Linked DNA regions of Mus musculus: region 1 is linked to region 2. The links are chromatin loops, found by intact Hi-C in ENCODE. Cell type or tissue: heart. All regions are shown on one strand.

What was found. A loop is a pair of places that touch in the nucleus more often than their neighbours do. Peaks named below come from ENCODE experiments on the same cell type or tissue, not always from the same donor. Only the 100,000 strongest peaks of a DNase experiment are listed, where the experiment ranks them.
Region 1: it touches region 2 in a loop (3-fold over the local background); 2 of 42 quality-filtered maps call a loop at or near these places.

The regions. Positions count from the first base shown.
Region 1 is chr14:21,849,814-21,857,813 of GRCm38, forward strand. It overlaps A430057M04Rik (RIKEN cDNA A430057M04 gene), which reads left to right. Exons shown (of 3, transcript NM_176925.3): 3 at 4,021-7,113. The coding sequence ends at 4,184. Among named protein-coding and RNA genes, the nearest start is that of Comtd1, 4.9 kb to the left of the region's middle. In heart, CTCF peaks have their summits at 3,706 (motif pointing left) and 4,223 (motif pointing left); DNase peaks (open chromatin) are centred at 2,448, 2,858, 3,738, 4,148 and 1 weaker place; H3K4me3 peaks cover 939 bases; H3K27ac peaks cover 4,575 bases.
Region 2 is chr14:23,397,646-23,405,645 of GRCm38, forward strand. All of the region lies in intron 19 of Kcnma1 (potassium large conductance calcium-activated channel, subfamily M, alpha member 1), which reads right to left. Among named protein-coding and RNA genes, the nearest start is that of 5430425E15Rik, 110 kb to the right of the region's middle. In heart, a CTCF peak has its summit at 3,641 (motif pointing left); no DNase peak of the experiment used is centred here.

The DNA.
Region 1 (8,000 bases), 1.5 Mb before region 2:
CCATCTGTCTGTCTACATAGCCACTTGCCAGCCTCTAGTCCTCTTCTCCCAGTAAACCCCCTTTATACCAGAACTGTTGCACAGTGTAATTTCTCAGGGGTGCACCTTGCCTCGGGCCACCAAGAATACTGTCTTGCAGAGTTATATTTCACAACACTCACTGCACACAACACCCGATGGAGTTCCGGTTGAAAACACCCGCACAGTGTGCCTCACACACAGGCTTAGTAGGCTATTGGTGCTGTCTTTAAGAGCTGGAGTCCACAGGGCCTCAGAGGTGGTTGCCCTGGAAGTCTGTTTCTTAACAACACTGGCCAGGCCCGGAGACCCTCCGGAGGCAGGCAGACAGGTGCAGGATCAGTGAGAGAGCCCTAGACCTGGCCAACTGAAGCCAATGCTGCTAGAATCCCGGGCCTCGGAGGTGAGGGCAGGTCTCCAATCACAATCAGGGTAGACTGGCTTCTTGACCTATCAGCATCTGTGCAGGGTGCAGGCAAACAGGAGGGGAACCTACTTTCTCTAGGGGCAGGGCGGGATCTCAGCTGCTTCTCCTAACTGCTCCTGGAACAGGCCCCTTAGACAAGCTCTTTCTTCTTGTTGACTCTCAATGACTTGAGAGTCCTGAAAATATCTCTGAGTTTGAGTCATGCTCTCCAGGTAAGGCCCGAAGAAATGTGAGTTCCTTTAGGGCTGAGCACACAGCAGGCACTAAATACGTGCTGGCGGGGCCACACTGCGGCCAGTGATAACAACGGGGCCACACTGCGGCCAGTGATAACAACGTGACAACCGGAAGCTGTTACTTAGCACCTGCTGGGTACCAGGTGCTCAACACCCAGCCATCCCTTGAAGCAGCGGTGTTGTTCCAATTTTCAAGAGAAGGAAAGTCCTGAATTGATCATCTCTCCGAGCTCACTGCCTAGCGCCTTGCCCTCCTAAATTTCCACCGTCTTTATCAGTACCTCCCTGGGACGCACACAGAGGGAAGAGGCAGCCGTGTCCCCGCTAGGCCTCTTCAGCGGGCTTGTGGCACCGAGTCCTTGTCCTTAGCCGGAGCCCTCTTCCCCATATCTGGGGACCGGGATGGCTTGCAAGTTCTCAGTGCATCTCACAGCCTTCCTCCTGCAACCTGGCTCCAGGCAGGAGCGGTGGAGGTGGGGGAAGCGGGCGAGGAGGGAGCCATGTCACCATATATCCCAGTCAGATTAAAAAACTAATTTGAAAAGATTAATGCCTTCCATTCCTGTTACGCTGGCTCTGATACCTCTGGGCCTGTGGCCGCTCTGCCTCCTGATTATTGAATTTTTATGGCCTGGTAATTAATTGCAGATTCCCTGTTTTGTTCTATTTCTTTTTCTCTGACATTTTAATTTCAACAGAAAGCACTGGTCTCTATGCAGATTCTCTCTGGAGACCCTAATGGTCTATAAAACAGAATGACTTATTCACGTGGCACCCACTTCAGCTGGCGAGCGATTGTTTGAAACCTTGCTGATCACGCAAAATTTAATTTTCCCACCTCCCTCTCCTTTTGGTCTTCATCTCTTGTCTCTTCCTATGCAGGGACAGTGCCTCTCGATCTTTTGCAGGGCCTTGTTGTAGGAGGCTGAGTCTAAAGTCAAGGCAGGGTTTGATCCCTTTCTTTGGCAGTGGGTTCGGAACTGGGTGCATGCAGATAAATGGGCATGTCTGGCCAAATTGGGTCATAGCTGTTCATAGACACAGGGCTGGGACAGACCCTTGTGCTTCTGCCCCATGCCTTCCGAATTCTGCTTCTTCCAGCCCTGCTGACATCAGGTGGGCTTGTCTCCTTCAGAGCCAGCGCCCTACCCCGCAGTAGCCTGGCTAGGACAGGGCACCAAGTGAAGGCAGAAGGTTCAATTGAACCGGAGGACTGGGAACTTGTGTCTCCAGGAGCCAGGCTGGTGAGACAAGTCAGGGGAGGGCGATAGGGCCCCATGGGGGCTGTCACTACAGTGCTCATGTTCCACCAGAGGATACCGGAGCCACTCAGTACTCACTGCGAGATAGAAAGATGGCCCAGTGTGGCCGGGGCTTCTGGGTCTTTGTTTGAATTCTTACAAACATCTGGGTTTGTTGTTTTAAACATTGTCAGTCAACCTATTTGAACTGTGACTGATTCAGCTCACAGGGGCTCCTACTCATTCCTAGTGCAAAGAGAAGTCACAGCGCGAAGTAGAATCCCTCAGGGTTGCTGGCTTCCCGTCCCTCTGTGGCCCCCAGGAACCTTCTTCGTCCCTCTGGGCCCTCCAGGGCCCTTTCCATATTTGGTTAGTTTCCCTTTATCCTGGGCTGTGAAGATATTCTTGGGTGGATTCCCAGGGCGTCCTGCCCCTGTTTCTCAGAGAAGCTTGCAGCTTGGCTTCCCCATGTCCGGGCCGGGACTGCCAGATTCTGAAGGGAAAGTTGGGAAAGTAACGCATCTTAATTTGAGGCTTTGGGAGGTCAGGCTGAGCCTCTGGGGAACCCTAGTGGACTGAGGAGGGAGGTAGACCATAGAACGGGTTTCTTGGGTTCCTCAAATTGACCGGGGAGGAACCCAGCAACTGGGGCACCTTCTGTGCTTGGATACTGGGCAGCTGGCACTGGCAACACCCAAAGTGCTTCAGTTTCCTCCTCGTTTGAGAGGCCAGATAGGGAAGCAGTAACGGACTCCAGAGTTAGATAGACCTAGGTTCAACTGTGGGACCCCAGTGACCCCAGCCTGCCTGAGCTCAGAACCTCTCAGATGGATAAAATGGGATTGTGACGGTTTGGCTCTTAGAGCTGCCTGTGTTTGGGGATACTGAAGGTGGAGCTTAGTTACAGAAAGCTGGGTCATTGTGGGTGTGGCAAGGAAGCGAATATTGGGACCCACCTTTCCTTCTGTTTCTGCTTCCCATTCTTCACGAAGTAAACAGCCTGTGGCAACTCCCCCTGCCACCACGAGGCACAGGGCCAGCATGTCCACACACAGCACCTTGCTGAATGACTATGGACCCAGAACTCTGAAATCTGACCCCCTTTCAAGATGGCCTCTCCCTGTATATCCCAGGCTATCCTTGATCTTCTGTTCTTCTCACCTTAGACTCTCAAGTGTCGGAATTACAGGGTCCATCACCATGCTGCTTTCGCTAACTTGGTTTTTTACATGTATTGTCACTGACTGCCGTGGGTATGGCGTTTTCTATTGCTGTATTATGAATATCCACAAACCCAGTAGCTTAAAAATACCAGTGCATGGACCTGAGTCTGTGAGGGAAGGAACCCTTGTGAGGTCAGCACTGTATACTCAGGATCTCCCGAGGATGGCAGTTCTCAGAGTGAGGGGGGCCTCTCCTCTAAGCGCGGGAGTTGTCTGCACAACTCACGTCCTTCTTTTGAGAGTTATCCACCTTGGAGGCCAGTCATGGCGTCTTCTGATGCCTCTGATTTCTCTGCCTTCTCCTTTGCTTCCAGGGACTCATGTGAAGTCTTCGTTATCTCCCCGTTTTCAGGTGAGCTGGCTAGGAACTTTAGCATCTTTTGCCGGTTAAGATAATGATCCAAAGAGTAACATCGACGGTAGAAGCCTTGGGGTCAGATTTTTGCCTGGCCCAAACTCCAGGCTTCCCCGAATGGTTATAAGGAGGCTGGCCTCCCCTTGCCTCTTTCCTCCAATGAGCAGATTCAGAAAGGACAGTGTGCCAGGCAGGGTCTTCTGATAACAAGCCACAGCGCCACCTTGTGGCAAACATCAGGTTCGACTTTACTACAAACAACAGAAGTCTCTCCAAATAGCACGTGGAAGAGGCCCAGAGGCTCAGGCTGGGATGTCCTACCATAAGATTGCTCTAATTAAAACCCAGCGCCTACCACAGCCCTCATAGCTCCGGGAGATTCCACCACAACCACCGCCGAACATTCACATTCCCCTTCTCCTGGATCACCACTTGACAGGTCTTCCACGTTTGCTGGCATCTGTAGCCAGCTCCCGTGCCTGTAGGAGTTTCTGAGAAAAGTGTCTGTCGTCTTTTCTAGGAAGGAAGACGCAGGCAGAGGCCAGCATCATCTCAGCGTGGAGAGAGGAGCTGCGGGGAGGCTTCAATGCTACTGCGCTAAGCCCCCCAGGAAGTATTGCCCACTCAAAGTGCCCACCCAAAACCAGCCACTCTAGGGGTGGCTGCAACTTGGCACCGGAATGAGCCAGTCTAGAAAGAGGAGCATGCACGCCCCCTGCTGGCAACTGCTCCAGTTACGGTTTTCCTTTTCCTTTTTCTTCTCTAGTCCTGATTGTCCCCTTCTACCCTCTCTCATCTCTCATCTGAGACAGGGTTTTACTGTGTAATCCAGGTTAGCCTCGAATTCACAGAGAGCCACCTGCTTCTGCTTCCTGCTTACAGTGTGTGCCACCACGCCGGCAAGGGTCCTTGATATTTCTTTTTCCCTTGCAGAGAAAGCTGCTTCTACCCTAGCTGGACCTCACAATATCCCTGGCAAGGTTTCTGAAGTGGAACTTCACAGCGGTCCAGGGAATCCTGCCAGGTGTGTAAACAGGACAAAGCAGTTAATACTTACCGCGTCCCCATCACTCCTTAGGATTTCCTATTGGCCCCTTTAATCCTCATACCGTTAGTCTACAGGGACAGGTACCATTTTAGCCCCATCTCATAGATGTGAGAGCCGAAACACAGACGGGTAAAGCAGCTTGTCCCACATTGCACAGCGTATAAGTAGCAGAGTAAGGATTTGAACTCAGATGTTTTAGTTTCAGGACTTAACAATTTTTTAAGGACCACACTATCCTGCAGGAAATGCCTTCCTCATCACGTGGCTTCTCTTTGGGGCAAGATAGCTGCTTGAGCTCCGGCCATTACAAATTATCTTCCTCAGATAATCAGGAAATAGGAAGGGACAAAACGGGACTCACTTCCTTCTTTTCATAAACAGAACAACATTCTGAAGGGTCCCTATAGACCTCTACTATTCCTCTTCTGACCACAGCCACATGGTCATACTTCTGCCAACAAATTGTTTTTATGTTTGTAATTATGACAAATCACTTGCAAAGTTAAAGGAAAGAATAGTTACTGGGAACATCTAGCATACACACACACACACACACACACACACACACACACACAAAGATACTGAAGACTCAGAAAGGCCAGTAATTATCTGAAGGTCACAAAGCTGGGAAAGGGTGGAGGTTAGATGTGTTGTTCCTGGATGAAACAGGTATCGCCCCAGAGACATGCTCAGTGGAGTGCTCAGAGGGAAGGACCTCTCATTAGACTTCCCGACCTCTAGGACCACCCAGGGCCACTGGTCAGATCTCCAGTGTCTTCCAGTCCCAGCCACCTCTCTGGCCCAGAACCAGTATCATGGTACCAGGCATGGCCAGCACCGACTTCATCCATCCCACTAAAGCCCACATCAGCTGTGCTCCCTGAATTTCTGTGGCTGACTCCTGAGAACTGAATAATTCAAGCCTATGTAATGGGCTAATGAATTTACTGACAAGCCAACGTGGTCGCAGTACTTGCAGTATAGAAATACTGAGTCCCAGGCAGGCAGGCAGGCAGGCAGGCAGGCCTAACATGAAGCTGTTGCCCCAGCCCTCCCTAGGGAACTTGGCCTGATGGAGTAGAAAGCCCACGTCAGCCTCACTGGTTCTTCCTCCTGCTGAGGAGCATGGTCAGGGGAAGAGGGCTGGTGGGACTTTTGATGGGAAGTAGAACCCGATAGAGCAGCAGACGTGGGTAGGAACACCCAACCCCTTCCCCACGTGCCCAAGTACCACGGTTCTTTATGAGGTAAATCAGGTTGAGGCACTGTAGCCCTGTCGCTGTTCTGTGTTGGGAATTTTGGGGTGGCTGTGAGCCCCTGGGGAGGAGACCAGCTTCCTTCCTCCTAACTTGCTCACCTGTAGAAGGTTCCTGCCGATGGCTTGCACAAGTCCCTCCCTGGAGATAACCAACTACAACCCCTCTCAACCCTGGCAGACATGACTGGAGAGGGGTTGGAATGGCTGAGGGGCAGGTCTCTAGCCTGGAGTAGAATTGAGTCCTGTGAAGCTCTTCAGCTGTGAGACCCCCCGCCCTCCTGTGTTCAGGCTCACCCCTCCCTCTCTGCCTCCTGCCTGGAGAGCTGCATTGCACAAAGACACTTACTTTCCCTTGGCCCTGGCTCTGCTATGTGTCAGGAAGTCTTGTCAGCAATGGGCCTCAGTTTCCCATCTGTATGCTGGTGAGAGGAGGCTCTCAGAGTCTCTTCTGACTCAAAAGAAATGACCCGAGGGGCAGGAAGCTCTCTCTGACCCTGCCCAGCCCTGCATCACTCCCTCTCAGGCCTCTTCCTGGGAACTCCAGAGACGCCTCATTGCTCCCTGCCTGTCAGCAGTGTGACAGACGAGGGGCCAGGAGAAGATTCCACAAAGGCACAGATCTGAGGGAGCCACAGCTGAGGTTTGTAGGGGGCAGTAGCCTTGTTACACACTCTAGCCCCAAGCCCCTGGAGATTATTGCTGTACTTGTGTGGGGAGCCTTCTCTGAGAGACTAGGGACTCTGGATAAGGAGAGGGCATGTGGGCCTTTGACTCGGGATGGAAGTAATGGCTTTGTCAGGCACAGAGGCCTAGCTTGCCCCTCTGTCACCGTTGAGCAGAGGCAGAGGTAGGCCAGGGCTGACCAGCTCAGGCATTATCTGTGCCCAGGTCCAGGGCAGTACCTCATGATTTTGGAACCGTGAAAGGCAGCCTGTTTTCTGGTGGAGCTAGGTTTAAACCCTGGGAGACCTAGCAGGTGTTCCTGCAAGGTACAGGAGTTTGCCACGCCCCTAGGCACTAGGCTCCTGACACACAGGAGCCCTCAGCTCTCCATAATTCTGTGACCATCAGTCATGTAGGGCAATGCCCCAAGCGCCTCCACAGGTAGAGGATGTGACTACAGATCACAGAGTCTCAAGACAGATCTCCATTTTAATGAGGTACCTAAAGGGCTGAAGGGCTTAGCCAATTAAACTCTCCTTCCCAGACACTCCTCCCTGCAAAAGGTATTTAACCTCAGGCCTGCCCTGAGAAAGTGGGGTATGATTTCACTCATCACAACTCTCGGCCATGACAATAAACGCTTTAAAAACATGGGCTGAATTCTCATTGGGATCCGCCATGCTGGAGCAATGGAGCAGATTCCTCTAAAGAGCTGCGTGTCTAATCTCCCGTAGGAGGCCTCTGCGTTCTCAGCCACGGTCACCACCAAGCCAAGCAGCCAGAGGCATTCTCTCCTCCTGCCCTTTTCCCTTTTGGCCTTGGCCCAGCGGCCCAGGGCCTACGTTCTCAGCTCTTCCGCAGCATCCAGTGGTATTTGCGGTGCCTAAGACCTTGTGAATCCGTGTGGCCCAAGGACCCATGAGCCCAGCTTTAATAGGTAGTTCCCTGGGGACACCAGACTGTGCTTCCCCACCCCTGGAGTGGGGTCCTGCGGCTTAGACGCCCACCCGGTGGCATGGGGTATGTGCAGTCAATCTTCCTGCGTCTTGCCTCCATCAGCCCACGTGCGGCCCTAGCCCTGTGGCAGACCGGAGGCGGAACACTATTTTAACCCATGCGTGATAGTGCTGGACCACATCAGGATGAGGTGCTGGTGGCTGAAGGACAGAGCAGGTGGTTTCTCCTGTAGTAGCCAGGAAGCTCAGGCTGGGCCAGGAGAGCTACGTTAGTCCTTGGAGCCTGCCTGCTTCCGTGTCCCTGGTTCCAGGCCGGGAGGCTTTGCTCTCTTAGAATGTTCCTTGTTTCAAGCCCACCACAATAGCTGGAATGGGGCCTCTGGCTTAGGAGCTAAATGATCTAAGATAGCCTTTTTTACTCTGGTCAGCCATCTAGGATAGAGGTTGTAAATTGAACACGGGGCAGCGATGCTGAGAGACCCCAGGGTGTGTTAGAAAAGGTCTCCATGGGCACAGATACATGGGCTAAGAGATGCTCGGACAGCCCCAGCTGCTTCTGTTAGACACGTACATCG
Region 2 (8,000 bases):
TCCAAGTACTTAGGTCCTAGTGATATTCTGAAAATGGATGGAAACTGTAAAAAGTGCATTGATGAGTCCCCTTGTTACACTCTTGCTAAACTTTCTCCACAACTGTTTTCTTGACTTGAGGAATAATTTGGAAGTCTGTTATGGGATCCTCCACATTGCCTGTCTATTGTCCTTTAATGGCTCAGCACTCTATTTAAATTGGCTCCTATTCTCTTTCTGCCTCCCGTAGGCAACTGATCCTTTGTCCAACTGGGAGAATGAGTTTGGTGTCCTGTACCACCCTCATCCTTTGCATTATTCAACAGTGGCCTTTGAGCCATATTTGTGTGGCCCCAGTGAACTGTTCAGGCCAAGTAATTAGGTTTGCTAAGTGTCATAAAACAAAGCAAGCCAAAAAACTTTTCAATGGGCTCCACTTGAGGAGGCTGTGACAAATGAAACTCAGATGTGAAGAAACATGGAGAAACCCCACTGTTCCCTCTAAATTACAGGAAACGTGTGCTGTCTGACTGTAAGGGGCTCTTTTTCCTGGATTTCTGGTGGGGGGGCCATGAGATGATAGACATACATTGGCAGGGTAGTTAAGTAATGGGATGGGGGAGGTGATACCTCCTTCCCAATGTATTAGTCTACTGAGCCTTCAAGAAACAAGCTACCCTCTCCCTTTCCAGAAAAACGTTCCTAAATGAGGTAGACTGTCTTCTTTAAGACTTTCTTGGCTCTTCTCATATTACTCCCTGTCATCTCCTTAGTTAGTTCTGTTATTAACTTATTTCCTGCTCTAATGTGTCCCCAACTAGACTTTGAAGTCCCTCTAATGTCGTTACACACACCTCACACATCGATGACTCTCCCACAGACTTGAGCCCCTGGTGAGGTTTACTAGTAAATTGATCCTAGTGGCTAGATCAAGCTTGGCAGAGTAAAGGAAAGGGTCTCGTGGTCAGGAGCCCTGGCTTCTTGATCCAAGGCCTAGATCTCATGTGCGGCATCAGCAAGACACTTCCCATCCTAGGAGGTTGGAATTCATTAAATGTAAGACCTTCCCAGCTCTGCTCAGTGATGATTTGAGCCTGAACGCTGTCTCCTATTATGTGGGAAATATAATTGGAGCCAGCCATTGACTAAAGGCCACATAACTAGCCAGCCACAAAATAACTCTCTAATACTTCCTACCAGACTCCACCTAGAAGGTTACAAAAGGAAAAAAAAAAAAAAAAAAAAAAAGACTGCTGTGCCAGGGAAAATCTGATTTGCTTTGGCGATTAAAGTTCTGGCTTCCAAGGAAATGAACCAGGGAAATTTGTAGAATGCCAATGTTTGAGTCTCATGCCTGTCTATTCAACCAAAACCTTGGGAAAACTGGGCTGAGGATGAAGTTCAAGAGTAGAATAACTGTCTAGCAAACACGAGTTCCTAGGTTCAATTCCCAACATTCTATACATACATGCATACATATATACATACATGAATGAATGAAGCAATAAATAAGTAAATAAAGTAATAATTAAATGAAACCTCAGGACTTTGCTTTTTCTTGTACTTTCCTTTTAAATCTCCAAAAGACATCAAAAAAATGAGAATGACAAGTTAAGCTAGATAAACAAGACAGATTTACCCTCAAATATGTAATACACAAGTTATATAAACCTAGCCATACAAAAGAATTATATGACAATGTCACATCAGAGATCAATACACACCCCAGACAGTCAGTCTTACCCAGTGGGACCTTCACAGAAAATAAGTTTAGAGACAAGAATGAGATGGGAAGACATACCAGCCTGGGTTTCTGTGTGCCCAAAGATCATGGTCCTCTGCGGATACACACAGTTGAGAATAATGTAGAAATGGGCAATAATAAAGTGTGGAGAGACCAGAGGGTGGAAGCAACGAGTAAAGCAAAGACCTTGAAAATACTAATATAAGGATTCTAAGAGGATCACTGTGAATGGAACAACCAGGGTACCTGAGCACACAGCTAAAGAGTCTTGGATAGATACATGCTATAAAACTTCACATCCCGAATGACAGACTTTGGACAATACCTGAGCAAGTCAGATCATCTTAAACTTTTTTCCCCTTTATTCTGGTGGGTGGGAAGTAAACTCGTTGGAGAAAATGATGAAACCCTGCCTAGCTCAGCCCAATTTCCTTCAGGCTGCTACAAAGTTACACTTATAACTTTGTCCAAGATAAGACATATTAGAAGCGCATACAACCTAAGTGCAGGGGTCTGCCATGGACATTTCTTATCCCGAGCAGGGGAACTGATGGCAAGATAAAGTTACTGAACCTCTTGGAGAAGGGTTCTGTGGGTTATAGGAAGCTGATGTCTTACTGAGTGATCAACCTATCCTTGACTCTCAGCTTGTTGTTTCCTGTCGTCTGGGCAGAGATCTGGAAGGGAGGCCAGCAGGGACCAGCTTTTACTGAAAACTAATGACAATTGTTTTCTGAAAAGTCATTGTCAACAAAATCAGTTCTTGGAAGTAGAGTCCTGGACAGGGAACTGCTTCCCCACCATGTGCTGTGTGGTTTGGTCGGATTAATAACACTTTGTAAACCACACAGGCAAGGCAAAGAGTGTCCAGCACTGGCCAGCGCCCACCACTTATACCTGGAAGTTTCAAAAGCCCAGCACAGAAATGTCCTAATGGACGCTCAAAGTTAATGAATTAAAATTATTATTCATTTACAACATAAGTAAAGTATATCTTCCAAGTTACTAACAGGTAGAATACTAAAGAAAATAGGTAAATTATTCTCTCAATAAAAATGTCTGTCTCGTAAACAAGGCAGTATTTATCACATGTTGTACTTTTCTTTTTCTTTCTTTCTTTTTTTTTTTTTAAAGATGTATCTTTGGTTTAAAAAATAAATTTGAAAATAGGCTATACATATAGATAGAAGAAATAAACAGTTGTTGCCTATAGTTATGTTTTTAAAAAGTATTTAATATTTATTTTGGTAGTCTTATTTGGCTCATTGATAATGCCCAGGTTGAAAAACAAATCACTTTTTCTAAAAATAATTTTACTGAAATCTAAAACAAGACATAAAAATAAACCCTTATGCCATGTGTCAGGACTGACTTCTGGCCCCATAGAGAAAAGCAACACCCATTGGTGAACATGGATTCTAACTTGGTAATTCTTTGTGAGACAGCATCAAGTTGGAATTATTTTCAGACGGATATTAATCCAGTCTATTTATTAACTTTATAAACATGCCCTCCATATCCTGATGGGTACTGTGGGAATTAACCTGTATAACCAATAGATTAAAGACATGGCCATTCCACTCAGCAACAGCGGGAGGGTGGTGGGGAGGCAACTGGAGGCTGACTCTGCTTTCTGGGTCTTTGTCTTTTAAATTCAGTGAATGTTTACTTAGCTGGAACTTTCTCCAAGTGAGCATTAGACTGGGCAAATTGGATTTAAAAGAAATATCGCAAGTTGAGAGGTGTTGTTTTAATGGATGCATATCTCTTGCAAAAAGAGTTTCAGATATCCATCTTAGAGAAATAAAGGAGAATCAAGAGAAAGAGAAAAGGCAGGAAGTGAGGCAGGAGGATAGGCATTTAGAGGCCATCTGGGAGGGAGCATTTCATTTATAGGGTTGCAGTGCCACCTTCTGGTTACTTCATATTTCAAGTCCCCCTGATCTGAGGCCATCTATCTCACAATCTAAGCCTCAATGTGCAGCTGTACAACTGCAGTTCTCCAGCGCTGTTATACGTAAGAATTTTATTGCCCGTCAGCAGATTTCTAACCCACTGGTTGAAGTTTAATAATCTTCTGTTACCTGAAGTATAGGTTATATAAAAACCTAGCATGCTAATTGTTGACAAACCAATTCTAATACACAAAGCTCTGTAACTCACCCAGTAAATACCCAAATACATCAACAGAGAGAGCTCCTTTTTGTTCTAACAGTGTGCTATTAATACAACTGATCATTTAACATGAGATTCACAACGCGCATTTCAAAATATGGAGGAATCAGGGGCAAGGCTTCCCCTTATTAACTTCTCCTTTATTTACAATTGAGAAAGAAAAGAACATTCTCTCCTCCCCCTCCCCACTCCCCCCATTTTTGGAGAACAAGTTCCTTGACCACAATGCCATTTGGGAAATATGTTGATATAGCAAAGTCTGAATTATAAATACCTTATAGGCGTTTATATAAATACCTTCCATCTATAAGATGTTATATGGTTTTGCATGGTGATGAGGAAGTTGTGGGGAAGATATGTCACCGATACTGTGGGCAGAGAAACACTACCTGTCATTTTCTCTGGGGGGGGGGGGGAGATCACCGAGACGACGTGATAGCAAAGGAACACAATAAAGAGGAGAAGCCGGGATGTGATAGTGTGTCTGATTATATCTGCAAAGGAAACTGTGAAATAAATTAACACCAAGTACCCATGAGATGCGGATGGTAGCTCCACAGCCAGCAGTTGCTGTGCATCAGGGGAGGTTTCTGTTCAGTAGTAAGAGAACTAAAGTGCAGGTAGGCTGTGAATCTGGTGGTGATAACTAATGGCCACGCCACTTAAGACTCGGATTAGATCTCTAACAGGGGGAAAAATAAGAATAATAAAAGACTCTAAAGGACAGAAGAATGCAATAGGGTTTGTATTTTCACTCAGAAAATATAAACCCCAAATGGGATCAAAGGGGCCCAAGAAATGAAAAATGACAATTCCTCTGTCGACCCTGATCTTATCTCAAGCCACACTATCACATGATAATGCTCTGGGGTTTAGGGGAGGGCAGAACTGTTCTTTGGGTGCCAAGGAAGCAGAAGAACATTATGACCCACTCGGCCGAGAGAAACACACTCTAATTTCAAAAAGTTATTGAGATTTAATCTCTAAGAACTGCAAAAATAGCTCAGGCAACAACCAAAAGGGTGGCTCTCAACACCTATATGAGTCTTTGTGGGTAGGGAAGTATATTGGAAAGGCAAGATTTCAGTACTTCCAGGAAGATGTCATGCTGAGGTCCTCCCAATCCAGACTTCAGCTTCCTAACACAAACACGCTGATTTTATCTACCGATTATTCCTCCTTGATTTAGCATTGAAACACCTTAATTGCGTTCCTTTGCTATCACGTCTCGGTGATCTTCCCTACCCCACCCCCAGAAAAAATGACAGGTAGTGTTTCTCTGCCCACAGCATCAGTGACATATCTTCCCCACAACTTCCTCATCACCATGTAAAACAATATAACATCTTATAGATGGAAGGTATTTATAATTCAGACTTTGCCATATCAACATTAAAAGCAATGGTGTCTGTCTAAAAAATTGCTTTACATCCTCCCCATGATCTGAGTAAGACACTTGGATCAAGAGGATCAAGGGTCGGAGGACCTCACTTGAGCACATAGTCGCTCCCACCAGCTACATGGGAATTTGGCCAGGAAGATCATAAACATTGGGAAATGGTGGCATTTGTCTGCCACATGCCCTGGCAATACAGAGTTACCATTGGAGTTCCCAGAAGGGGTGGAAAAATAGAAAAAGTGGGTGGGTGGGGGTTCTAAAGGGATCCTGAGCTCTCAAGATTTAAGCTGTGAGTTGACTCTACGTAGACAGAGGGATAAGCCAGTAGTCTAGGCAACTAGCTACAGCTGGAGCAAACCCTTCCTTAGGAGAAAAGTGGATGAATAAAAATCAATGAGGAATAACAGGTAGATAAAATCAGCATGTTTGCATTAGGAAGCTGAAGTCTGGATTGGAAGGACCTCAGCAGGACATCATCCTGGAAGTAGTGAAATCTCGCCTTTCCAATATACGTCTCTACCCACAAAGACTCAGGCAACCGAATGACAAACAAGGAAGGGAAGACAGCAGCATCTTTAGATCAACCACAGAATTCAAACACCACATGACTGTCAGCAGAAAGAATCAGAGAGCTGTGTTCCATTCACAAGAAGCAGAGATCAGTTCTAGAATGATCTAAGAGTTGTCCAGTGGCCTAAAGAACCAGCTATTCAGCCACAATTACATTCTTCACGACAATATAAGGAAGCATGAAGAAACATACGCTCAATGAACCATAAAGACATATTCTTGACAGTTTCCATGTCACTCCCAAAGTGTCTGCTGAATTTCTACTATTCTTGGCTATGGTGTGCTGTATGACCAGAGTTCAAGGACCACTCGTTTCTATAAAAACTCATGAAAGCTACCCTGCATTGGGTTTCTCTGGGCTTTTGCAGGCTTTCAGAGGAGACTTACCAATTCTGACTTGAGGCTTGGGTACAGCCAGCCAAGACAGCTTGCCAGAGCTGGCGATACTTGAAAACTGAACTGTGAAATCAGCGTCAGCTAAAGTCTCCCTGATAGAGTTAGATGGTAAGTATTTTGGTGTTCAGGAACCAAATTTTGTTGGAACTACTCCACTTTGCTGTGACCCCCAAATGTAGCCAGGGACAGTAGGTGAATGAATGAGGGTAGCTGCATTGAAGTGGAAGTTCACCCATGAAAGAAGGTGAAGGGCCAGATTGGACCTTTGGGCCTGGGTTACTGATAGGTAAGTTTTAATTACCTTGAAGAAGCTAGGGAAAGAATAAGTCACAGGGAAATATCACATCAATGTATACATCAGAAGAACTGTTTTGGAAGAAACCTAGAAAAAAATGTCTGTAAAACTCTAACTACAGAAGCCCATTGAGACCAAACTGTGAAGGAGTCTCAATGCCACATTGATAAGTGAAAGCTAGAGATCTTCCTAACGTGACAAGTTACTGGTTGTCAGGAAAGTCATCAAAAGATTTTTTTTAATAGCTGGGCCTGGTGACTCAGACCTATAATCCCAGTACCCTTGAGGCCAACACAGGGGGGTTGCTAAGAGTACAAGACCAATCTGAACTACATAGTGAGTTTTAGAAACCAAGAGAACAACACAAATGTTCATCATCTTCTCCTTCTTTAAAATGAGATGTCAACAATTATGCGTTTGTACTTTAAAATAATAAGACTGGGGTATGGGTATTTAGTTTAGGGATAAACTATTTGCCCAGCATAAGTTAGGTCCTGGGTTCAATTTCAAATATGGCCAAATAATACATTAATAAATATTGTACTATACTATGCTATCTAATACAGTTGTGGTCTGGGATGAGGAAGACCAGCAGGAGGGAAATACTGGTAGATCAAGCAAGAAAGACTGAGCCTTGAGGTTGTTAGCTCTCATTGCCCCCTAACAATGGTGACAGCTTATGAAATATGGCCCAAAGGCCAAATCAGCTATTGCTAGAATATATGAGAGAGCAAGACAGTATGTATATTTACAGTTTCAAAATGTGTGCAGATAATCTACTCAACTAATAGTCCTATCTTTATGTCAGGTCTACTCAAAGGGAACAGTGTAAGGCACAGGTAAAGGTGTAGCAATATTATCTCTACCAAGAACTTCAACGAGGGGCAGAGAGAGCCAGAGCAAACCAGAGGATGGTGGTGGCATGAAGCCTCTATACCAACTGTTATCACAATTGCACAGAGGCAAAGAAACATCTTGAAAATGAACTCACAGAAATCTGAAAACAAAGATCTGCCCTGCCCTGTCTGTCCCTCTCTAGTCTCCTCTCTGATCTTCCATTCAGCTTCCAAAAGCATATTGAATTTACTGACTCTCCAGACCCATCTTAGAGGTGGAAAAGCCACAGAGACAGGGCTCTAGTGTGACCAGAAAGGAGGAGACCCAGAGTCACATTTTACTGAACATTTAAGTACCTAAAGATCCTCTGCCAGTATCCCGGTGGCATGGCTTGCCAGGGCACTTATCAGACACATACCTTCCAGTATAGAAAAAGGCTTTTGGCCTAGAGATATGTGCCTTTGTTTTGCACCCCTCAAACTTCCACAGATTATGTTCTAGAATGAACACTGGGAGGAAACAAAATATGGCACAGCTAGCATGGCTGTGAAGGACACTTGCTGGCAGCCATTCATTATGTAAAGGCTGGGCACTGGTTGTGTGGT